Regions from separate parts of the Homo sapiens genome. Here regions 2 and 3 are each linked to region 1. Evidence: read pairs that join two places in POLR2A ChIA-PET (ENCODE). Cell type or tissue: Panc1. All regions are shown on one strand. Links, peaks and the distances in the headings refer to the core of each region. The heading gives the core; the rest is flanking DNA. Region 1 has its middle 10 kb from the start of LTBP2. Region 2 holds the start of ACYP1 (acylphosphatase 1). Region 3 overlaps LTBP2 (latent transforming growth factor beta binding protein 2).

Evidence for each region. Peaks named below come from ENCODE experiments on the same cell type or tissue, not always from the same donor. Only the 100,000 strongest peaks of a DNase experiment are listed, where the experiment ranks them.
Region 2: POLR2A ChIA-PET joins it to region 1 with 10 read pairs; 3 of 35 experiments call an interaction of 5 or more read pairs at or near these places.
Region 3: POLR2A ChIA-PET joins it to region 1 with 13 read pairs; 2 of 35 experiments call an interaction of 5 or more read pairs at or near these places.

Annotation. Positions count from the first base shown.
Region 1 is chr14:74,616,549-74,627,919 of GRCh38, reverse strand. No RefSeq gene overlaps it. Among named protein-coding and RNA genes, the nearest start is that of LTBP2, 10 kb to the right of the region's middle. RefSeq lists enhancers at 4,862-5,728, 9,192-10,391. In Panc1, for the core only: no CTCF peak of the experiment used is centred there; no DNase peak of the experiment used is centred there; H3K27ac peaks cover 1,120 bases.
Region 2 is chr14:75,060,537-75,071,907 of GRCh38, reverse strand. It overlaps ACYP1 (acylphosphatase 1), which reads left to right and starts at 7,884. Exons shown (of 3, transcript NM_001107.5): 1 at 7,884-7,954; 2 at 8,347-8,438. The coding sequence starts at 8,355. ZC2HC1C (zinc finger C2HC-type containing 1C) reads right to left here and starts at 2,267. Exons shown (of 3, transcript NM_024643.4): 1 at 2,159-2,267; 2 at 1-1,353. The coding sequence starts at 1,334. RefSeq lists enhancers at 1,521-2,072, 2,073-2,624, 7,544-7,713 and a silencer at 2,249-2,368. In Panc1, for the core only: no CTCF peak of the experiment used is centred there; no DNase peak of the experiment used is centred there; H3K4me3 peaks cover 436 bases; H3K27ac peaks cover 492 bases.
Region 3 is chr14:74,517,907-74,520,406 of GRCh38, reverse strand. The region is part of intron 17 of LTBP2 (latent transforming growth factor beta binding protein 2); the gene reads left to right. It overlaps LOC124903347 (a long non-coding RNA gene), which reads right to left. Exons shown (of 3, transcript XR_007064266.1): 3 at 1,089-1,803. Among named protein-coding and RNA genes, the nearest start is that of ISCA2, 25 kb to the right of the region's middle. In Panc1, for the core only: no CTCF peak of the experiment used is centred there; no DNase peak of the experiment used is centred there.

The sequences.
Region 1 (11,371 bases), core at 3,955-6,454:
GGGCCTTTCACAGACTCGTACTCCTTAAAGATCTTCCTTCCATGTAGAAATCCCTTCTACAATGCCTCATCCAGGCTCTCTTTGAATACTACCGGTGTCAGAGAGCTCATTCATTACTCAGCAGTGGGATCTGTCCTGCCGTTGGAGAGCTCCACGTGCTGCATTTACTAGAGCGGAAATCTGTATTTCCATGTTTTTGCTGTTCCTAGTCCTGAATCTGAAACTCTATTGTGAACTCCACTGTGATAAATAAAGTACTATTTTTTTTTTTTTTTGAGATAGATTCTTGCTCTGTTGCCCAGGCTGGAGTACAGTGGCGCGATCTCAGTTCACTGCAACCTCCGCTTCCCAGGTTCAACTGATTCTTGTGCCTCAGCCTTCCAAGTAGCTGGGATTACAGGTGTACACCACCATGCCTGGCTAATTTTTGTATTTTTAGAAGAGACAGGGTTTTGCCATGTTGCCCAGGCTGGTCTCGAACTCCTGGGGTCAAGCATCAGCCTGCCTCCACCTCCCAAAGTGCTGGGATTGTAGGGGTGAGCCATCGTGCCTGGTTAATGGAAACTATTAAGTTTCCATTTTATGTGACACCTCGGTGGCTTTGCCTAGAGTTGGCCACAGTTTCCTTCTTTAAAATGTCTCTTTCATCGGGTTCTATGGCACTTCCCCTTTCCACTTCGGACTTTTCTTCATTATCTCCTTTGCAGGATATTCTCCTTTCCCCAACCTTGAAGTACGAAACTCCTCTCTCTTTTTTTTTTTTTTGAGACATAGTTTCACTCTTGTCACTCGGGCTGGAGTGCAATGACACGATCTCAGCTCACTGCAACCTCTGCCTCCCAAGTTCAAGCCATTCTCCTGCCTCAGCCTCCCAGGTAGCTGGGATTACAGGCATGCACCACCACACCCTGCTAATTTTTGTATTTTTTTTTTTTTTTTTAGTAGAGACAGGGTTGTGCCATGGTGGCCAGGCTGGTCTGGAACTCCTGACTTCAGGTGATCCGCCTGCCTTGGCCTCCCAAAGTGCTGAGATTACAGGCGTAAGCCACCTCCTCGCCTGCCCGAAATTCTTTTTTTTTTTTTTTTGAGACAGAGTTTTGCTTTTGTTGCCCAGGCTGGAGTGCAATAGCTCTATCTTGGCTCACCGCAACCTCCACCTCCCAGGTCCAAGCAATTTTCCTGCCTCAGCCTCCCAAGTAGCTGGGATTACAGGCATGTACCACCACGCCCAGCTAATTTTGTATTTTTAGTAGAGATGGGGTTTCTCCATGTTGGTCAGGCTGTTCTCCTGACCTCAGGTGATCCGCCTGCCTTGGCCTCCCAAAGCGCTGGGATTACAGGCGTGAGCCACCACGCCTGGCCTGAAACTCTTAACTCTTATAAAAAAAATTATAGAGGCATATATTGTATATCATATAATCTACCATTTTCAAGTGCATAATTCAATTTTTAGTAAACTTACCAAGTTTTACAACCATCACTGTAAATCAATATTGGAACATTTTATCATCCCAATAAGATGTGATGCCCATTTACTGTTAACCCTCGCCCTTAAATATACTTTTTGTCTCTCTCTGTGACAGAGTCTCTCTGTGTTACTTAGGCTGGATTTGAACTCCTGGGCTCAAATGATACTCTTGCCTCAGCCTCCTGAATAGCTGAGACTACAGGTGTGCACCACACCCAGCTAATTTTTAATTTTTTTTGTAGAGATAGGTTCTTACCAGACCATTTTGTAGAGACAGAGTCTTGCTATGTTGCCCAGGCTGGTCTTGAACTCCGGGCCTCAAGTGATCCTCCCCGCTCGGCCTCCCAAAGTGCTGGTATTACAGACATGAGCCACCGCACCTGGCTTCTGAGCCCTGGATTCTATCCAAGATGGCACTAGACCTTTAAGGAAGTTGTATTGTTAGTTTATTTTGAACCAGTAGCTACCTAGGCTCTCCCTATTCACTGCTGAATAGTTTGCACCACTGTCTCCCCAAATTTGGGTCATTTCACATGAGCTGGTATCAAAACAAGTATCTCTTTTTTTTTCTCTTTTTTGAGATGGAGTCTCTCTCTGTCACCCAGGCTGGAGTACAATGGCGTGATCCTGGCTCACTGCAACCTCCGCCTCCCGGGTTCAAGCATTTCTCCCGCCTCAGCCTCCCAAGTAGCTGGGAGTCCTGAACTCCTGACCTCATGTGATCCACCCACCTCGGCCTCCCAAAGTGCTGGGATTACAGGCTTGAGCCACCACGCCCGGCCCAAAGCAAGTATCTCTTATCCTTAAGTTAATTATTAATTTATCTGGACCAAGATGTAAGACTTTTTTACTTATCTCTATTAAATTTCTAGATAAGATCAGTTTATATTTTGCTTCTATCATCCAGTTTTATCATTTATTCTTCTAGTTCTATGTCATGTGAAAATTTGATAAAAATTATTTTTCTTTTCTTTTTCTTTTTTTTTTTGAGATGGAGTTTTGCTCTTCTTGCCCAGGCTGGAGTGCAATGGTGTGATCTCGGCTCACCGCAACCTCCACCTCCCGGGTTCAAGCAATTCTCCTGACTCAGCCTCCCGAGTAGCCGGGATTACAGGCAAGCATTACCACACCTGGCTAATTTTTTTGTATTTTTAGTAGAGACAGGGTTTCTCCATGCTGGTCAGGCTGGTCTGGAACTCCCAACCTCAGGTGATCCACCTGCCTCAGCCTCCCAAAGTGCTGGGATTACAGGCGTGGGCCACTGCGCCCGGCCTAAAAATTATTTTTCTGATCTCAAAATTGTGAGAAGTTTTGTGTAGGTTACATCCCTGTCTCATGCATGTTTATAGGTCTCAATGACCTCCATTCATTCATCAATGTGGGGAATGGTTGTTTAAACATCTACACATATGCCTAATTGCATTACCATGAGCTCCACATTTTCTCAGCCTATCCACATTGAATATCATTTCCATTTCATTTGAATATCATTAAAAATAGGACAACATTTCTCTGGTCAGGAACCCTATTGAAAAAGGAACTGGGGCTGGGTTCTGTGGCTCACATTTGTAATCCTAGCACTTTGGGAGGCCAAGGCGGGAGGACTGCTTGAGACCTGGAGTTTGAGACCAGCCCTGGGTAACATGGCAAGACCCTGTCTCTACAAAAAATACAAAAATTAGCCGAGCGTGCTGGCGCGCACCTGTAGTCCCAGCTGCTTGGGAGGCTGAGGTGGGAGGATCGCTTGAGCCTGGGAGGCAGAGGTTGCAATGAACCAAGATTGGGCCACATCACTCTAGTAGAGTGAGACTCTGTCTTAAAAAAAAAAAAAGAAACGGGGTTGAATGGGGTGTGGTTTAGTTTGTGTGAACCTGGCTCTGGTAATCACAGCTTTGCCTTCTCTTCCTCAGCCTTTTCACCTTCTCCTGGCTGAGACATGCCCAGCCTTCCAGCCCCAGCTCAGACAGCATCTTCTCTAGGACCTTCCCTGACCATCCTATGCTCCCAGGCTGGATTAGGTACCCTGTCCTTGTATTCACATTGTACCCTGATCTTATCTCACTCACAGCACTTACCATGATATGTACTGTCTGCCTTTCCTACTATACTGGCAGCTGCTTGAGGGTAGGGACCGTCCTTAGCCTTATTCTTCTTGGCAACTCTGATGCCTGACAAAGGGATACTCAAGAAATAATGGCTGAAATGCACCAGGCACTCCTCAGGTATCTGTTTGATGTCAAGCACATAAGGCTTCTCTATCTATGAAGCAAAGCTATGAGGGAGGCCGAAGAGCAGGTGGGCTTGGAGATGTATATTGTGACACCCGGCATGATATAACTTCAACTTGAGCTTATGGGATCAGAGAAGAACCTGAGGCCCAGCAAGAATGAGTGACTGGGGACAAGAGCCTGACTGAGGCTGAGTCCCCAGAGGAACCCGGGGGGTCCAAAGGGAGTAGGAAATTCAGAGAGGGTTTAGAAAAGTGGAGGTAGCTGGGGCAAGGAAGAGACACAGTCTGGCTAGTGGGTCATGGCGGCAGGAGCCCAGGGGCCAGGCCAGAGCTGTTGCACTGGCAGCTCCTCACTTTCTAGAAAAGAGAAGCCATGGGGGGATGCAGTGCTGGGAAGCAGGACTGGGCATTGTTTTAAGCATGGCAAATACCTGTCTGGCATCTGTACGACTTTATGTTTAGATGTTTATTTTGGGGTGGCTTTAGTGAGGGTTGATGAGAATAAGATCATGCTGCTTCCTCCTCACCCAAGTGACCTCCCTGTTAACCAGAAGACATCAGTTTCAGAATTCCAGGTAGTTGTCTGCCCACTCTGGGGCCAGCTGGTGGCTTGGATGTGGGAAAAAGATTCTTTTTTCCTTTTCTTTTCTTTTTTTTTTTTTTTTTTGAGACTGAGTTTTGCTCTTGTTTTTACCAGGCTGGAGTGCAATGGTGTGATCTCAGCTCACTGCAACCTCCGCCTCCCGGATTCTAGTGATTCTCCTGCCTCAGCCTCCTGAGTAGCTGGGATTACAGGTGCGTGCCACCATGCCCAGCTAATTTTTTTGTATTTTTAGTAGAGACGGGGTTTTGCCATGTTGGCCAGGCTGGTCTTAAACTTCTGACCTCAGGTGATCCACCCGCCTTGGCCTCCCAAAGTCCTGGGATTACAGGCGTGAGCCACCGTGCCTGGCCAGATTCCTTTTTCTGAGCGAAGGAGCTCGTTAGAGCTAAGCTCCACATGCATTAGCCCCAGCCTTCCCCTCCAGCCTCCTCCCTTTCCATAACCTTCTTTCTATGGAAACTTCAGCCATACAAGCTTCTTGCAATCCTTCCAGTCACTCAGGATTTGCACGTTCACTGCCTTTGCCTTGGCATGCCCCACCCTTCCCCATATGCTAAACTGCTTCTTAGACTTTAAGATTTAAGTCAGAGGCTGGGCACAGTGACTCACATTTATATTCCCAGCACTTTGGGAGGCCGAGGCGGGTGGATCACTTGAGCTCAGGAGTTCGAGACAAGCCTGGGTAACATGGTGAAACCCCGTCTCTATAAAAAAGACAAAAAGTAGCCAGGCATGGTGGTGTGTGCCTGTGGTTCCAGCTACTTGGGAGGTTGAGGTGGGAGGATCACTTGAGCCCAGGAGGCAGAGGTTGCAGTGAGCTGAGATTGCACCACTGCACTCCAGCCTGGGTGAAAGTAAGACCCTGTCTCCAGTAAAAAAAAAAAACAAAAAACATTTAAGTCAGAAACCAGGCGTGGTGGCTCACACCTGTAATCCTAGCATTTTGGGAGGCCGAGGAGGATGGATTACTTGAGCTCGGGAGTTTGGAACCAGCCCAGGGAACATGGTGAAACCCTGTCTCTACGAAAAATACAAAAATTAGCCGAGTGTGCTGGTGCATGCCAGTAGTCCCAGCTGCTTGGGAGGCTGAGGTGGGAGGATCTCTTGAGCCTTGGTTTGAGGCTGCAGTGAACTGTGATTGTGCCACTGCACTCCAGCCTGGATGACACAGCAAAACCCTGTCTCAAAAAAGATTTAAGTCAGAGTCATGACTTTCTGAGAAATGTTCTCCAACCAAGCCCCTCCTCGCACAATTAGCAGTTTTTCAGTAAGTCCAAAAGGCTGTGTCAATTCCCCTATGGAAGCACTTAACATCACAAAGGGAGTGAAGTTGTCCCCGTGCCTAGCACAGTGCCTGACACATATTAGGTGCTCAAAAAATGTCTGTGGAATGGGAGGGCATCATGATCCCAGCCAAACAGGCTGAATTTTAGAAATGGGTGCTTGGAAGCATCTCAGGCAGTGAAAGGAATTCCAGGCTTCACAAAATAGTGTGCCTGAGGATACCAATACACAACCTGAGACGGAGATTGCGGGTGGGAGGTCTCAGCAGCCAGGCAGGGGTGGATAGTGTGTGTGTGAGTTGCGGGGGGCACTCCATGGAGCAGTGGCTTTATCAGAAATGGGGACTGTTTCCCTTCAACCATCATGGACCCTTCCCTGTTTCTTCTTGTCAGCCAGAGGAGGGAAGCTGCTGACAGCTCATCTCCAATACGCCCTCCGGGACCCTCGAGCCACCCCTCTCCACCAGCAGCTTTGCCACTTACACTCACCATCAGAGATGTTCCCAAGCCCCGAGGCCCTGCCCTGACATGCATAGTGACTCTTGGCTTCCCTGGCCCAGACGGCCAGATAGCTCCCAGCTTCTTGCAGCAGCTGAAAGAGTTGAAAGGCCTGGGAGTCAGGAGGCCCTGGTTCAAGTGCTGGCCAATAACCAGTCACATGACCTTGGGCCAGCATCTCTCCCTCTTTGGGCCTCAGTTTGCCCTGCCATAAATTGAAGAAATGGGATGGCCTATCTCGGGGAGTCCCCTCCACATGCACATTCTGTGGACCCTGCAGTTCCTTGGATCCACATGCTCTCCTTATCTGTCTGCTGCTCAAATCAAAATCTTAGTGTTGACAGGGAATTTGTAAAAATCTTCTTTTTGTAGATGAGGAATCTGAGGCCCAGGGAGGGGAAGGGGTGTGATCAGAAAGATGTACTAAGGGCAGACACAGAATTCCAACTGGAGTCTGCTCCCAGACATGATCTGACTTTGGTTTTAATGACTGCTTGGAATGGAAGAATTCTTTGCACCAAAGCCGCCCATGTGCCTAGCATAGGTTCACATAGGGTATGGCTGGTGCCTCTTCAGCCTTCTGTAGGCAATCAGTTCAGGGTCCATCCTTTTGATCCTGTAGTAGAAGCCAACCAACCTAGACCAAGCCCTGGTGGGGAGACCTGAGCTCTAGCCTTCTCTGTGTAACTGACTAGCTGTGTGACCCTGGGCAAGTCACTCCACCTCTCTGGCTTTATTGCGGTGTGGTTATACGAGCTCCATTGGGCTGTAAGCTCTAGGGAACATGGACTTGTCTGTTTTAATCCCAGGGGGTTGGCTTTCAAAGTAAAGTTTCTTAGTTGAAATTTCAGAGAGAATCTCATTTGTTCAGCAACCAATGATGTCTGTATTTAAGTCAGCCCACAGAAATCTTAGGTCACTGACTGGCCAGTGAAAGGGCTGCCTGTGGCTCAGGTGCTTATCTTTGGTTCAATCCACTGTGGCCTGGAGTGTTATGTCACTGATAAGTACAGTTGCTTTTTCTAGGCATTGTTTAGAAAGGTATCTATTGGATCTCTATTGTCTTGGTGAGGAAACTGGCTCAATGAGTCACTTAGCCCAGGGCACATAACTGGTAAATGATGGTGCTGAGGTTAGAACCACAAAGCCCCTTGTTCTTCCTACTACTCCAGGACCCATAGCTGTGGACTAGTCATGCAGAGCAGAGTGCAGTACGTTGAGGGCTACAGGGATTTGGTGGAAGCAGCAAACTTTCCAGATGGAGGGAGGTGCCCAGGAAGTCTTCATGGAAGAGGCGGCCTTTAAAATGGGAGTTTAAACAAACAGGCAGGGGTGGTGAAGAACATTCCAGATCAAGGAAATAATGTCAGCCAAGGTGTTTGGGTGAGGGGATGGGGGAGAGGAAACTGGGTGGGATTCTGAGAGGGTGAGACTGTGCGGAGTGTCAGCATACATGGCTGGGAGGGTTATGAAACAAGCTTGTGTGTCAAACCCAGTAAGAAGTTTGGGATTGATTTGTGAAGTAGTGGGGATCCATTGAAGGTTGTTGAGCAGGTGAGTGACTTAATCAGAAATGGGCTGCCAGAAAATGTATGGTTAGTTCCCTATAAGTCTGTTCCTCCTGGGAGGCACAGGCTGTTTCACCTTTGCTGTTGTCTTCAGTCAGAAATGGGGAGGAACGGAACAGAGCTGAGGAGATGCCGCTGGCACCACCACTGTTAGGCGGAGGACCAGAGGGGGAGTAAGAAGACAGTGGGCAGGGCCAGGCCTTCATGGCAGGTCATGGGGGGTGAAGAGGAGGAGGAGCAGCTGGAGACGACTTTCCTTCCTCTCTTGGCCATCAGCCTCCTCTGGCCTGAGGTCTGGTCTGGTGAGGCAGAGTACAGAGCATGCCTGTGCTGTCTGTGTGAGTTCCTGAGGAGTGAGATCTTTAATTTTTGTCTGCTGAGCCCTGATGGGCGAGAGGCCAGCCTGTGTTACAACCTCTTGGGGGCCCCTGGGCCAAGGCACTCAGACCACAGTGGACGGAAACAAGGAATGAGTCATTCAGACTAGGACTAGCCGGGGCCCACTGGGATCTGCTGCACCTCGCCTGCCCCCTCAGCCTGGTGTCTGTGCCCTTTCCTGGGGATTTGCCAGGTCTGGGTCTGTTCCTGAGGGACTGGGGCCCTAGAGAGGGTATTGGGGGCACCAGGGCAAACATCATTGAGCCCCCACTCTCCATGGATGATCCAGGGAAAATGGACTCAGGGGATGATGGCAGAAGGCATCCTCTTCCTCTCTTTGTCTTGACAATGGAGAGTGAGAGGGAGCTGGCTTGCAGGCCTCCCTGGGGAGAGCTTGTTTTAGGAAAGACCCTACTGTAGACCTTCCTCTCTGCCCCTGCATCCCTCATCCCTCAGGGTGTGAGGAGTGTTACTATGACCCAGCTCAAAGCCAAGGTGGGCACAGGCTGGAAGATGCCAGCGACAGCCAAGGGAAGCTGCTTCTTGTCCTTTTTTGTCCTCAAATTCCTGCACAGCCATTCTAGAAGCCTAGATAGGCCTGCACAATCCCCCAGCCCACAGGGTTTTCTTCCTGGGGATTTTGAAAGAATAATCCAGGTACATGAGCTCTCCCCATCTGGGTAACTCTCTCCACCTCCAGCAGAGCATATGAAGTCCCCTTGGTCTCACTGGGAGGAATTACAGGGAGGAGGTCTTCCAGCTGCTCACACTGTTGTCCTGCTCAGGTCTTCAGAGACTGTGCTTGAGGAGAAGTTATGCTTCAGGCTCCCCCGGGGGTTTAGAAGATTCCTCCACCCCTCCACCCCCAGCCAGGGACTGAAGGAATTTATGCAGGTAAATAGGAAATGACATCTCAGCTTATAGTGAATGGCACGGAGCTTTCAGATCAGCCCACCCATGCACCAGAGACTGGAAATGAAGGGAAGCGAAGTGAACTAAGTGATTTGAAAGAGCTGCCCATTTCCCATCATTGCAGGACACCCTGGTGTGAGTGCAGTGTGCTGCAGGGAAAACAGCATGGACTTTGGAGTTGTTCAGACTTTTTAGTTGAATCCTGGCTCAACTCCCAGCTGTGTGGCCTTGAGCAAGCGACTACCCCTCTGGGCTTGTGAAATGGGAATGGCAACACCTCTACCACACAGAGCTAAATAGACATTGTATGTATGTCATTTCTCTTTCCCAAAGAGAAAAGCTACGAGTTGAGATGAGCTCTATTCAGCAACTGCAGACTACTTGATGGAGGTGGGGTGAGTGTGGCTGTGACTTCCTTCCTTCTTCTCTGTGGGTGCGAATCAGATTCACCGCCCTGACTCAGAGCGGACCCCTAGCTGGTAAACAGGCCTGAGGAGAATGGGGGATGCTTGGTGGGGGCTGACCTGTGACCACAGTCCCATGCAGCCATTAGCACCCCCACCACACCACAAACAGCTGTGCATGCTTCCAGCTCTGAGAAAAATGCAGCTGTCGGTGGTCTCCCTTCCCCTGGAAGCTGGCATTGGTTTAGCATCTGGGACCAGACAAACCAGGAGTGAATCCCAGCGCAGCCACCTACTGGCTTGTGACTGTGGATGAGTCATTTACTTCCCCGAGCCTTCATTTCCTCATCTGCTATGTGGGGAAATAATAGCACTTCCTTCATCAATAGCGCTTCTCATTAAACAAGGAAGTGACTATAAGATGACTTGGCACAGTGCCTGGTACCTTCTGAGTGCTCAAGAAATACCAAGGCTGGATGTGGTGGCTCACACCTATAATCCCAACACTTTAGGAGGCCGAGACGGGAGGATCACTTGAGTCCAGGGGTTCAAGACCAGCCTGGGCAAAATGGCAAAACCCCGTCTCTACAAAAAATACAAATTAGCCAGGCTTGGTGGCGTGCACCTACAGTCCCAGCTACTTGGGGGGCTGAAGCTGGAGGATTGCTTGAACCCAGGAGGTGGATGCTGCAGTGAGCCGAGATTGTGCCACTGCACTCCAGCCTGGGTGACAGAGTGAGACCCTGTCTCAAACAAACAAACAAACAATAAATGAAATATCAGTTGGTAAATGGAGGAGTAGTAATTGACACCTGCCCCTAGCCCCATGACAGGGTAAACAGGGCTGGCTAGCTAGTTTGTCCTGAAGAGAAAAATGGCAAAAAGAACATCATTATCTCAACTTTCAGATAAGAAAGTAGAAGCCAAATGAAGCTCAGAACTGTGCTGCATTCACAGAAGACGGAAATGAGCTCAGAACTGTGCTCCGCTCACAGAAGACGTAAATGTTCACCACATGTTTGTGGGAGGGCCCTTTCCAGCACACTCTGAAATACAGGCCAGCTCACCTTACCTTTGCAGGAACATCCATACCATGGCTATCACCACCAGCCAGCATGTCATACCCACTTGGAGGAGACAGGCACCGGCAGACCAGGGCAGGGTGGTTGTGAATTCTTGAGGGGACGCCAGGTCATGGCACCTAAGGTGGAATGGTTCTGGCAGCCTTTGCGGGCCTTAACAACCTCACACAGGAGGGAGTCGGCACCTCTCTGTACGGCCTGCACCTTCCAAACTGGAGGCTGAGGCTGCGCAGTGCTGGGGTCCCAGCTGCCCAGTGTCTGGAGCAGAACATCCAAGCCCATGAGCGGCTCCCGTCTGGAAGGCTGGGGGCCCAGTCAAACTTTCCTTCAGCGATTCTGCCCTCTGATTAACCAGGAAATGTGTTATTTGTTCTGAGCAGGGGAACAAGCTCTCCTGGGGAGAGGAATTCAGGGCTGGAGGTCCAGTTACTTCCAAGCAAGAAAAATCCCTGGAATTCTTTCAGGAGTCTGGGTCTCAGCAAAGGGGGCCGAAATGTGGCCCTTGTTTTTGGTCCTTATTTACCAAATTAGCTCAGGTTCTGGTAGACCTCTGGCTGCCAACATTATTCCAGTGAGACATGGAAAAGCAGTGAGTTTGCCCTGGGAGTCCAGGAGACTGCTGTCCCTTGCATGGGGCATGTGTCTGGGCAAACCTTTCCCTGCTGGAATCTCTTTATCAACCCTTTAGACTCTCTCTGCCGGGTTTTCCAGAGATGATTTTCCTCTCCAGACCCAAGAGATGGGTGAGTAGGCTTAGCAGCGATCTAATGAGGGAGAAGGCTTTAATCAGGGGGTGGGGAAGTGACACACGGTGAGTCAGCGGCCATGCTGAAACAGCTTCCCTTCTTTCACTGGGCCAAGAGGATTAAGGGTGGCAGAAAGTTCTGATAACTCCACATCTCCAGGTACATGAGCTCCAGGTACATGAACAGTGGGCTGGCAGG
Region 2 (11,371 bases), core at 5,348-7,847, 440 kb before region 1:
GCTGAAGCTGGCCCCTTCCAGTTCAAGTACTGCTCTAGTTCTGTGCCCTTAGCCCGGGCCCTGGAGGAGTCAAACACTTTCCTCTTGGAACCCCGCATCCTGCTGCAGATGTTGGAGTGTCTCTCCAGCCTGAACGAGAGGAATTTGCGCCCACAGTGGCTGCACTCACCCAGCTGTGGCTCTTCAATGGAGCCGCTGGAACCTGAGGAGTCTGGTGCCATGGACAGGCTGGAATTTCTGGCGGATCCCTGCAAAGCACCGACTGGTGTTTCTGAAGGCGGGGAGAATTTCTCCACCGATGGCTCTGAGACTGGGTCTCGAATTTTATTATTGCTTGCTACCAGCCTTTCCCTTTTGAGCCTCTGGATTCTATAATCAGAGAACTGGAATGGACCTGAATTTTGTTGAGACCGTCCCCAAGTTTCATCCTCTCTCCTGTCTCTACTAAATTCTTCCTCAAACTCAAATTCTGGGGAGAAGATAGGTTTGTACATGGTGTTGCTTTTATTACCTTTAACTCTGCTCCTGGGGAGTATAATTTTCTGTAGCTCTCCGTTTTCATTTTCCTTGGCCTGTTCCTTTTGCGTCTGGATCCTTCTGAGTTCCTCCTCTGTCTTCTTCAGCTTTCCCCTCAGGAGAATCTGCTTTCTTCGGATTTCCTCCTCTAAGCTCTCCCCTGCAGCTTCTAGTCTTCGGATCTGCACCCACTCCGTCCTGTCAAAGTTTGCCACGGCCTTCTCCGCCTGCGTGGCAGCAAGAACAGTACCAACCACAGAAAAGTTGCCCTGGTTCCTCACACCAAAGTTCCTAGATGAAAACTCTCTCGGCTCAGGGGGCCTTGGGTAGACATTATGGTCCCCATCAGTGCCAGCCTCACCTGTACTGCACGACTTCCTGTGGACCATGGGTTTCAATGGGAACGCCCGGTCCACTCCAACTCGTTTCTTTGTAAAGGGGATAAAGTCCTGGTTATTGGCTTTGGGATACCAGGATTGAGGGCCTGACGAGTAAAACAAACCATTTCCTTGGCCCTGGGAATCACTTTCTGGATCTTGCTGGCTGATTCCAGTACAGTGGGGATAGGAGTAGCTCCGGGCTTTTGTTTGGGTGTTCCATTTGGGGTGAGTATAGACTTTATCCAGAATCAACTCTTTGTTGCTCAAAAGCTGCTTCTGGAAATTGTTCCTCAGGTGCCCCTTCAAGGACTGCTGGGAAGAGTCACCTTGTTCGTAAGAGTCTTGCTTGGCTGAGTGGGGCCCTGGAGCTTCCGTTGTATTATGTGGGAGCATAACGCCCACAGGCAGATGTGACGCCAACCGCTGGAGACCAGCCATTCAGGGCCTGGACTGACGCCTACGGGAGATTTAAACCAGATACACGGGAAGAGTTTGTCTGAGGTTCACTCTCGGCTGCTAAAGCAAACTATTTCTACATTTGCCCTGCCCACATTCCCTTAAACTTTTCTGGGGACAGTGTTGCTGGACCTGCCAAAGCTTCCCTTCAAAAACCATTTGGTGAGTGATTATGCACAAGACACTGTGTTAGGCCCTGAGGGTAGAAAAACGAAGGTGCTACAGGTGTTCCTGCCACCTAGCTTTCCTTTCCTCCAGCACCAGCCTCTGCCACGCACAGTATACTCTATAGTAGGTGGAAAGAGCACCTGACTAGAAAGTCAGGTTCTAGGCCTGTAACAGGACAAGCGACTTCTCCCTTGCTGGCCCCCGTTTCTTCCCCTGTAAACTGAAGGGTTCCCGCAGAGTCCAGCCTCACCATTTTACAGGTGAGAAAGCTGTGGCCCAGAGGTAGTGACTGGCACAAAGAACTCTCAGGGCTTCCCTCCTGCTGGAACCGTGCTTGATTCCAAAGAGCACAAAAGCTGCTAGGGCCTGGAGCAGGTGCCTGGCTGTCAAACCCTCATCCCAGGAGTCCCCGTGGCGCAGACTGTAAAAGTTTTGTAACCTGAGCGTTGAGGGCCACCTGACCTGACCGCGGCCGGTTTTAGATCCTTAAGGCTGAAGTCACGTTTTGTCCCGAAGGGTCAACTGGGGCGCCCCCACTTCGGACTCCACCTCTGGGGACAAGTCCTCTCGCTCTCCTGCCCTTCGGTCCCTTAGGAGGTGGAGGTGCTGATCCCATGTCTCCCCGCCCTTCTGCGTACCTGAGGCCCTCGGGCACCGCTCCTGCTCAGGGAAAACCCCAGGGCCTAGTTTCCCAGACCTGACCTCCCCATCAACCGACAGCCGCGCAGGCGCTCTCAGCTGGCTTCTGTTATTCCCGGTGCCTGGAAACCGAGGCACTGGCGCGCCAAGCTCCGCCCCTCGCCGCGAACTCCTCGGGGAGACGCGCGCAGGCGCAGTGCACCAGCGACCCGGGGCGACCGGGGGTGGGGGTGCGGTCAGCCCAAGGTCACTTGACCCAGTCAGTGTCCGGCCAACTCTGCAGCTCGGTCCAGCCCTGCCCTTGGGGAGCCGGGGAGGGGCGGGAGAGGCTTTTCTGGAGCTCCTTCAAAGAAGAACTTGTACTTTTCTGAGAACGACGCTCCCAGACCTTGGGGTGTGCCCTTGTCTGGCAAAGGGCGGAGGCCCTGGCTGTGCCTCCGCGTGCTTCCGCCGCAGGATGCCGGCGTCCGCCCGCCTGGCGGGAGCGGGGCTGCTGCTGGCCTTTCTCCGCGCGCTCGGCTGCGCTGGGCGGGCCCCAGGTATGGCTGCACGCGCGCGCTCCTTGCTTGTCCTCGCCAAGGCTTTGGAACTTGCTGCCAACGTTTTTGCTACGCAGTATCTTTCCGTGGTAGTTTTTGTGGCCAATCTAATTATTTTGATATTATAATGTTTTACTCACGTGGTAATTCTAGCCGTCTCTACTTAGGGCCCAGGAATGACTCAGCCAAATGTAATGATGATAAAGTTAACTACCAGATCGAAAATAATCAGTATAACCTGGCTTCAACAGTAAATGATACTCTATCTTGTTGACATCAAAAGAAAGTTCATTTTTCTTCTTCGCTTCAGTTCATCTGTGTAAGCCGTTTGGAACAGGCAGTTCGCTTTTTCCCTGTAACTACTCAATTCATGCACATGGAAAATAATGTAGACAGCAGTCATCAGTGTTAATACTTCAACATGTCATATTACAGCTGTTACCCGTTACAAGGAAATTCCTTGGTGGACCCTCCAGATCAGTCTTTTTTTTTTTTTTAATTCCTCGTTTTCATCCCTAGTTGACTCTACCGCCTCTCCGTATATGCAGCTCCAGACGTTTCCCACTCCACTCAGGGTCCCGATTATCAACTCCCACAGCTTCCCTCAGCAGAATTTACCGGCTTTCTTTTTCTCTTTCTCTCTCTCTCTGTCTCTCTCTCTTCTTCCTCCTCTCCCTCTCTCCTCTGTTTCTGTCTCTGTCTGTCTCCCTCTCTCCTCTCTCTCTCTCCTTCCCTCTCCTCTATGAGAAAGAAGGGCGACTTTCCATTGAGTTCCATTGAGTTCTCTTGAATTAGTCCTTTTCAGTACCCTCCGGGAATTGACTCCATCACTTTACCCCTGCATTTTTGTTTTGTTTTGTTTTCTGTTTTGTTGGTTTTTGGGGTTTTTTAAAGTTGTTTGTTTTTTGTTTTTTGAGACGGAATCTCGCCCTGTTTTGTTGCCCAGGCTGAAGTGCAGTGGCGCACTCTTAGCTCACTGCCACCTCTGCCTCCTGGGTTCAAGTGATTCTCCTGCCTCAGCCTCCCGAGTAGCTGAGATTACAGGCGTCTGCCACTACACCTGGCTAATTTTTTGTATTTTTAGTAGAGACAGAGTTTCACCATGTTGGCCAGGCTGGTCTTGAACTCCTGACCCCAGGTGATCCGCCTGTCTCAGCCTCCCAAAGTGCTGGGATTACAAGCATGAGCCACCGGGCCTGGCCTTTGTTTTTGAGACAGGGCCTCACTCTGTTGCCCAGGCTGAAGTGCAGTGGCACAATCACTGCTCACTGGAGCCTCAACTTCCACAGCTCAAGTGATCCTCCCACCTCAGCCTCCCGAGTAGCTGGGACTACAGGTGTGTGCCCCCCACACCCAGCTTACTTCTTTTTTTTTTTTCTGTAGAGACAGGGTCTCCCTTTGTTACCCAGGCTGGTCTCAAACCCCTGGAGTCAAAAGAGATCCTCCCGCCTCAGTCTCACAAAGTACTGAGATTATAGACGTGAGAGACGGCACCCTGTCTGCATCTTGTTAACTTCAAGTTATACCTCTCCATAAACTCTGTCTCTTTGGTTTTAACATATACTCAACTTTCCCCTGCAAAACAAACCTTACTTCCCTTGACCTAACTTTCATATTACAGTCCCATTCATTTCTCCTCTTCTCCACAAGACTTCTTAATGGAAATCTCCACATTTGCTGCCCACATATCCTCATCTCCCCGTCATTGTCCAGTTCATTGTGGCCTGTCTTCTACTTTCTCCACTTTATTTAACTACAAAGCTACCAGTGACTTTCCAAAGACAAAAGCTTCATTTTTTCAGCCTACTCATGTGACATTACTGATTATCCACCCACTTAGAATGCTCTTCTCAGTTCTCCTGTGCCCTCTTGGTTTCTTCTTTCATGTTCTTGCTCCATCTTCTTCCAAGTCTGGCATTTATCTTTTCCCCATCTACTCCCTAAATTTAAGTGTTTTCTGAAGCCCTCTTATTTCATATATATGTGTGTGTGTGTGTGTGTGTGTGTGTGTGTGTGTGTGTGTGTGTAGTTCCAGACATTCTCTTCTTTAATGATTTCAACCAAATGCTGAAATTTCAGGTTTCACCTGTGTTTAAATGACAGCCAGCTTAGCTTTAGTCTTTCTCATTAGTTACAGACTCAAATTTCAGGACTGCCCATTTGACACCTCCACAAGATTGTTCCTTAGGAACCTCAAATTCTGTAAGACAACATAAACTCTGATCCTCTCCCATTCTCAAATCTGCCTCTCCAGTGTGCCCTTGCATGCTCACAGCATCAGTCTTCCATGCTTCCCTCTTTGTTGCCTCTTCCTTCTAACTAATCACAAGTTTTATTGAGTTTTCTTCCTTTTTTTCTTTGAGACAGTCTTGCTCTGTCATCCAGATGGGGGTGGAGTGGCGCGATCTCAGCTCACTGCAACCTCTGCCTCTCAGGTTCAAGCAATCCTCCTGCCTTGGCCTCCCTAGTAGCTGGAAGTACAGGTGTGCACCACCACGCCCAACTAATTTCTGTATTTTTAGTAGAGATGGGGTTTCATCAGTCTCAAACTCCTGACCTCAGGTGATCCACCTGCCTTAGCCTCCCAAAGTGCTGGGATTACAAACGTGAGCCATCACGCCTGGCCTATTGAGTTTACTTCTGCAATGTCTCTCATATATGACTCTTCCTTTACATTTCTGCTGCCCCAGGTGAGTTTTTCCTCACTTCTCCTTGGGATGGCATAGCCCTCCTAACTTCTGCTCTTGCCTTCAATATCTGCTCTTCAAACCCATCCTTCATGCTGCAGGCAAAATAATCAGTCTAAATATTTCTCCACCCCCCCCCAGCTTTATTAAAATATAATTGACAAGCAAAAATTATATCTATATTTGCAGTGTACAAAGTGATGTTTTGATAATGTATGCATTGTGCAGTGATTAAATCAAGCTAATTACTAAATGCTTCTGATCCTACCATTTCCCTCCCCAGTAGCTTCTTCTTTACCTATAGAATAAAGTTGAAATGCATAATTTAGCATGGCATCTCTACCTCCCAGATTAGGTCCAGCCTACCTTTTCAGTTTTGCCTCCCCTTAATAAGCCACAGAGTTCAACCCAGTGAGTCTCATCCCTGACTGTGTGTTAAGACTACTTGGAAAGCAATATCTAGGGGTGAGGCCTGAGGATTAACATTTTTAAAGCTTCCCCAAAGATCCTGATGCACAAGCAGGGTAGCAAACCCCTGGTCTAGCCACAACTGGCTACTTGTACTTCTTCATCTCCATGGTACTACATTACTCTAAGCTCCACATACTGGGAGCTGGTAGAGCATAGCATTCATGGGGATTGACTCTGGAACCAAATCCCAGCTCCATCACTTACTGGTTGTGTGACCTTGGATTAAATGCTGTTTCCTCCAAGAACTCTTTCCCTGTCTTCCCAATCAGAATTAATTTGTTTGCTCCTTTGTAATATTTTCTGTCCTTGTTATAGCACAGGGCTGGTTCCTGATGAGCTCTCAATGGATTTTCATGGAATTAAATTATCATGCCATATATTTTATTGTCATTATTTGCATGCATTTGTGCCCCTACACTAAATTAAAAACTCTTTGAGGGCAAAGATTTTATATCATTCATCTTTGTATATCCTAGAGTGCCCCATTCGTATTAGACACTCAGTAAGTTTTGAATTCTATAAACTATTTTTTAAATGAATTTTAGAGAAAGAAATACCATTAGCAAGATACTCTATTTAGAGTTATTTTCAAATATTGCCAAGTACAACATTCAATCCAGCTTGTTCACCACCAACCCCCCACCTCTCAGCACTAAGGTTGTATGATTCTCTAGGATATGGATCCTCACTCTAGCGGGGAACTAGCAGAATGATGAATTTCCGTGCCTACTGTCACAAACCCATATCTCATTGTCAAGTCTGCCAACCTGGCATATTCACATAAGGAGTCTTTACGTTATGAAGAGGTGTAATGTATACAGTCAATCCACAGAGGATCAATAAACACCACAGTTTTCCTTCACACACATGAATCATAAGGGTAGCTGGATTCAAATGTTTACACATCAACTCTAATTTTAACCATCTTCATCCACATCCCCCTTGACAATTCCCTGTTCCCAAAATAAATTCGTGTAGTTTGGCCATTTGGCTTAGATTGACTGACTCAACTGTAATTCTGGAGCCATGAGTTATTTTGCTTGTGCTCTTGCTTTATTTGTGTAGTTAGCTGGTTATTTGTTCAAGCATTATTTGACATTTTCTTAGTAAAGGAGACCGGTGAGTAGCTTCCAGAAGCCCAGAAGCAGACATAACCTCCATTGGGACCTCCTGTGCACTTATGCCCCGTAATCCCCTATTCCAGATTGTTATGACCCAAACTTTAAGGAGAACTGAATGAAAAAGGACAGAAAGGTTAAATGTATCCTACTCAACATATTTATGATGTTTATTTTTTTATTTATTAATTTATTTATTTGAGTCAGAGTCTCCCTCTGTTGCCCAGGCTGGAGTGCAGTGGGGCAATCTCGGCTCACTGCAGCCTCCACCTCCCAGGTTCAAGCGATTCTCCTGCCTCAGCCTCCCGAGTAGCTGGGATTACAGGCGCCCGCCACCATGCCCGGCCAATTTTTGTATTTTTGGTAGAAACGGGGTTTCACCATGTTGGCCAGGCTGCTCTCGAACTCCTGACCTCAAGTGATTCGCCCGTGTCGGCCTCCCAAAGTGCTGAGATTACAAGCTATTTATGATGTTTAATGTGTGCTGTTTGTCTCTCACCTCCAGAATTAAGCTCCTCAGGACAGGGATCCTGTTTTGTTCACTGATGTTTGCCTGGTCACCTAGAACAGGTGCCTGGCACACAGTAGCTGTCAGTCAGTATTTAATTGAATGATTGAATGTATCCCCATGTACTTCTTCGTCTATGCCTTTCTCCTCATGAGAAAATGAGAAGAGGGTTGCGCTTGTTGACTGAGATGCGATGAGGGCTAGGTTTGTGGAGGCCCAGCCGAGTTCCTGGACAGATCCCCAACCCAAAGCTTTTGGGTTGCCGGACAACCGCGTCCTGAAATCCCACCTTCTGGGCGGGCCCGGGCCGAGGCGCCGTCTCTGATTGGTCAGCTGGAGGTGATGGGCATGAGCGACAGCGAAGGAGCAGCTACACACTAAACTTCCGGGCGCGGAGGTTTGCGCGCCTTGGTGAGCCGTTGGCGTGGTGGTCCCGGAGTGATCCTGGCAGCCGGTGGGGAAGACAAGGAGGGTGAGCCGCCAGGGGCCCCCAGGGTGTGCTTCTCAGGTCGATTAGCCCTAAAATGTTAGTAGCAGGGGATTCTGGGAGTTAGTAGCAGGGAATTCTGGTAGTGAGGGAGCGGGACCGGGCATGGATGTAAGGAGGTCATCGGTCCTCAGGTTATTTCCCCAGAAGAGGCTTCAGCGGGCAGCTGCGATCCGAAGCTCCCTCTCCCGGCGTCTGGTTCTTCCTTCACACACACCTTATCACATCCACTCACGTTTCCATTTCCAGGACCTTGAAGTCGGGGAGAGGTCGCAATGGTTAAGGATGGACAGGGGTGGGTGTGGCCCTTTCTGACTCAGGCTTGCGGGTCCTGGAATAATAGCCCTTCACTCTTCTGCTTTCCTGGTTTCTGACAGGTTTGAGCATGGCAGAAGGAAACACCCTGATATCAGTGGATTATGAAATTTTTGGGAAGGTGCAAGGGGTGTTTTTCCGTAAGCATACTCAGGTATGTGGCCTGCAGGCTTTGGGGTGGTAACCTAGGTTGTGGGCATAGGAACAAGGGACGTGTTCTTGACAAATGTGAACTAGAAGCCGCTGGCTATTTGGTAGCTGCATGGCAAAGAGGTAGTTTGTAGAGCAATGAGTATGAAAATGCTGTGCAATCGGTAAAACATGGTGTAAATGGAAGATCACCCTGCTGTTATTATTAGTCAGTGGTGCCTGAGCATCTAGATACACATATTAATGAGCTTCTCTCTTCCAAGGGAAATAGAGGGCTTCCCCAGTGCTCGCCGTTGTGGCATCATCAAACCAAGTCAGGTTTCTTATAGAAAGGCTAACATTGATTGAAGAGCTGGCATTTAGATGACCTGATGTCATGTATATAACATATATAAATGCTTCCTCTGCAGCTGCTGCACTTTCTTCAGACCTCTTTCTCCAAGCTTCCCTCAGTTCTCCACTTAATTTCTTTCTATTCTTTTTTGGTTTTGAAAGAACATTTACCTTTTCCAGCTGACGTTTTTCTTATTAAAAACTCTTTATCCATTCCAGAATAGGTGATGGGAACACTGAATGTGGAGCCTGGTATTCTTCCTAGAGCAATAAAGGATTATTTGAGGGGATGGACAAACTGTTGGCAGCCTCTACCTCTGCTTTAATGTGGCTAATCTTCCCTCAACAGGCACACACAAATGCAAGCTCAATTTACCCTCTGCCTTCTGTAGGTATTGGCTATTGCCTTCCCAGTGTGTCGCTAATCCCACAGATAATGAGTTAGGACTGCAAAACTTCTTTTTTTTTTTTTTTTTTTTTTGTATTTTTAGTAGAGACAGGGTTTCACCATCTTGGCCAGGCTGGTCTTGAACTCCTGGCCTCGTGATCCATCCGCCTCAGCCTCCCCAAGTGCTGGGATTACAGGTGTGAGCCACCGCACCCGGCCAGGACTGCAGAACTTCTTAAGTGTCTCATTCCTGGGACTGTGGTACTTAAAATTCAAATTCTAACCTGGAAGGAATCTTTGAAACATGAATGTGAATTGTCAATACCTCTTTCCCTTTTTCTTTTTTTTTTCTGAAGGATGGTGGCACAGTCACAGCTTATTGCAGCCTTAACCTCCCAGGCTCAAATGATCCTCCTTCCTCAGCCTCCCAAGTAGCTGGGACCACAGGTGCATGCCGCCACACCCAGCTTTTTTTTTTTTTTTCTCTTTTAACAGAGAGCTATGTTGCCCAGGCTGGTCTCAAACTCCCAGGCTCAAGTGATCCTTCTGCCTCGGCCTCCCACCAGTGTGCTGGGATTACAGGCATGAGTGACCATACCCAGCCAATACCTCTTTTTCTTTTCTTTTCTTTTTTTTTTTTTTTTTTTTTTTGAGACAGAGTTTCATTCTTTTTGCCCAGGCTGGAGTGCAATGGCACGATCTCAGCTCACCGCAACGTCCGCCTCCCGGGTTCAAGCGTTTCTCCTACTTCAGCTTCCCAAGTAGCTGAGATTACAGGCATGTGCCACCATGCCCCGCTAATTTTGTATTTTTAGTAGAGACAGGGTTTTTCCATGTTGGTCAGGCTGGTCTTGAACTCCCAACCTCAGGTGATCCGCCCACCTTGGCCTCCCAAAGTGTTGGGATTACAGGTGTGAGCCACTGTGCCCGGCCAATACCTCTTTTTCTAATTATTCAAAAATCATTTCTTCCCATCTGACACTCAAATAGGAAATGACTGTTGAAAACAGAATTGCTGAAACTCACAGCAAGAGCTGTGTTCCAGTTAGCTTTGCTACCAGTTATGCAGGTAAGTTCCTGTAAATTAAGGTGATTGAGATAACAGCTTCAAAGATTAGTCAAAGTTGTTGAGGGAAAAGGGTCAGATAGTGGTATGCATAGCCCATCTTTCTCTACCTGCCCCTCTCCCCAGTTTAAAGAGAGAATAACAGAATGCAGAAAAACAAATATTGATTGGAAAACTGCATATAAAATGACATCTATTTTTTCTTAATTAGGCTTGTAGCTTATTCTTTACTATTTATAATCATTTAAATATATATGTTCATTTGAACAGTTGTTTTGCTGCAATGTTTGCTGTTGATATTATCTAGCCTCTTATTTAAATTCCTTCATTTCTAGAGAAGTGACAAATAATAATTCAGGGACTTTTGAAAACTTGGAATATAATTTACATCCCATAAAACCCATCCTCCTAAAGTGTATAATTTGGTGATTTTTAGTATATTCACAAAATGTTGCACTAATTCCAGAACATTTTCATCATCCCAAAAAGAAACCCCTACCTAGGTTAGCACTCACTCCTCATCCCCTGAGCCCCTGGCAACCACTAACCTACTTTCTGTCTCTATGGATTTGCCTATTCTAGATTGTTGTTGTTGTTGTTGTTGTTGTTGAGACAGAGTCTCAACTCTGCCTCATTCTGTCACCCAGGCTGGAGTGCAGTGGCGTGATCTCGGCTCACTGCAACCTCTGCCTCCTGGGTTCAAGTGATTCTTCTCCCTCAGCATCCCAGGTAGCCGGGATTACAGGCATGCACCACCATGCCCAGTTAACTTTTGTATTTTTAGTAGAGATGGGGTTTCACCATGTTGGCCAGGCTGGGTCTTGAACTCCTCACCTCAGGTGATCCACCTACCTCAGCCTCCCAAAGTGCTGGGATTACACGCATGAGCCACCGTGTTCAGCCTATTCTTGATATTTAATATAAATGGAATCATACAAATGTGGCCTTTTTTTGTGACTGGCTCCTTTCACTTAACATATTGTTTTCAAGGTTTATCTACACTGTAGCATGTATTAGTATCCTATTCCTTTTTATGGCTGAATAATATTCCATTGTATGGATATACCACATTTCATTTATCCATTCATCAATTGATGGAAATTTGGGTTTCTGATTTTTGGCCATTATGAATAGTAGTGCTGTGAACACA
Region 3 (2,500 bases), core at 1-2,500, 100 kb after region 1:
ATAGTTTAGCAAACTGAGGCTCAGAGGTGAATTGAAATACCCAGGGGCCTCAAACCTAGTGGTGACAGAGCTAGAAACAGAATCAAATCACTCTAGCTCCAAAGCATGGTTTGCTTCCAAAGACACACTCCCTTACACACAGGGTGTTGGAGCATGAATAGGAATGGAGCGTGAATAGGAATTGAGGGAGCAGAGGGTATTCCAGGTAGAGAGAAGCATCTTTGCAGAGACCTGAATAGTGAACGTTCCCTGGCATGCTCTGGGAATAATCATGAATGCAGTATGACTGGAGCAGGGCTACCTGGAGGAAGAGGCCAGTGTGGGAAATGTCTTGAGTGCCAGGCTGAAGCGCTTGGACACTGTCTCACAGGCATGGGTAGCCAGTAGAAGTCTGTGAGCAGAACAGTGGTGACTGGGTCAGCTGACTTCCGGGGAGCTGACTTAAGGGGCAGGGCTCAGAACAGGCTGGAGGAGCCAGGAGAGAGGCTGAGGGAAGGAGGCTTCTCTGGGCTCCAATCGTCTAGGTGGGTGTTGTGGGCCAGAGGCACTGCTCTTTGCAGACCCAGCCTGGGGAGCTGGCCTGGGATAAGCAGCAGCTGCTGCAGAGAATGGTGTCACCAGGACTGGTGCAGACACAAGTTTCTGCCACCGTGCCAGCCTGGGTGTCCAAGATGTCTCTGCCAGCCCCAGCAGCTGGGGAACGGGGATGGGGTTCAAGGCTGGCTCTAAGTACTTCTCCCAGTGGGGCTTGGGTACCACTGGAAGAGGCCTTGTCCAGAATAACACCCACTTTCTGAAGCTTCCCAGTCTCATAAAGTAATATCTCATTACCTCAATGATTTGATATTTATATCTATTTATAGATTATTTAAATAATGTATATATAATTAATATAAATCATAATTTATATTATCAATAAGATAAATTATTTACATATTAAATATCTAAGTAAATGTTTACCAATAAATGTAAGCATCTCTTCATACATTAGCCTGTGGGTTTCCTCATCTGTAAACTGCTGGCTCCCATTTTTGCTCAGTTTTCCAATGGTGGTTGCTGCTTTTTCCTGGGGCTCTTTAGGAGTCCGTTATATATTCTAGATTCTTGGCCGGGTTTAGAAATTGCAATGCTCCCATTTTGTCCTCTATCCTTTAAGCTTATCTACATTTCTTGGAACAGAAATCCTTAATTTTGATTTACTGAAATTCACCATTTTGCCTTATTTTTGTGTGTTTTGGGGGCTTTGTTTAAGAAATCCTTCCATATCCTGAAGTCATAAAGATATTCTCCTATACCTTAATTGAGTTCTAGTTTTCCCTTTTATGGTATGCTTTGATTCATCTGGAGTCCATCTTCATATGGCTGTTAAGAACCTGGTCTTTCTCTATTCACGTCTCCATTTTTCTCCATGGAGTGAGGGAGTTTTCCAGCACCATCTATCAGACAGTCGTCCTGACCTCAGGGGATAATGAGTTCTTCATCCAGTTCCCACATACGGCTCTGTCTATGAGTTCCCTTCTCTCTTCCATTGGGGTTAGAGCTTCTCACAGTGAACACCAGTTATTCCAGAATTGCCTGAAGAGCTATAACAGCGTGGGTTCCTGGGCCCACCAGTACAGCAGGATCAGAATCTCTGGCTGTGGGCCTAGGAGTGTGCATTTCCCACCTTCTGGCAGAGACTTTGCTGTGCACTGGAGTTTTATGAAGTATTGCTCAAGTGAAGACACTGTCCTTAAACAAATGGTTATTATTCAATTCCTTCAGTAAGCACTTATTGGGGTTCTGTGCTGGGCACTGGAGATGCTGAGATAATAAGGCATGTTCCCATTAGTCAGGGAGAAGCAAGTAAATGAACAGGTACACTGAAAGCTGGGCCCTCAGGGGACGCTGGGTTGGAGATAAGTGGGAGGCAGTCACACTGGTGTGTAGGAAGCTGTTCCAGGCAAGGGGACAGTGTGGGCAGAGGCTCAGGAACAGGTCCTGAGGTTAGGCGAGGGTAGGAGAGGTGCGGGCGGCAGGAAACAGATGAGAAGCAGGCTGGGGCCGGTCATGCAAGATCTCACACGCCAGGCTTGAGGAGCTGGGATTTTATGGGGTTTAACACTAGGATAATAATAGCTAACATTTCTGCAGTGCTTACCTTATGCCAGGTGGGCACAGTGCTCAACCCCTCACCTGGATTATTGTATTTAATCTGCACAAGGACTCTGTGAAGTGTTTGTATCAGTCCCAGTTTAAGGGGGAGAGTGGGAAGGTGAGGCCTTGATTAATTTGACTGTGGGGACAGGGGATGGGGACCCACAGGACCCAAAGGTGATGCATTAAACCAGTCCTTGAAATGGGGGCAGGGATTTGCTGGCCATCGTGAGGAAAGAGACTCCAGGTGGAAGCATTTGTGTGAACAAAGGCTTGGAGATTGGACTGCTGAAATCTGCAATAGCTGAGGCTATACCAAGGGACTTGTGTGAATTAGCAAATACAGCAGAGCTGGGCCAGCTGG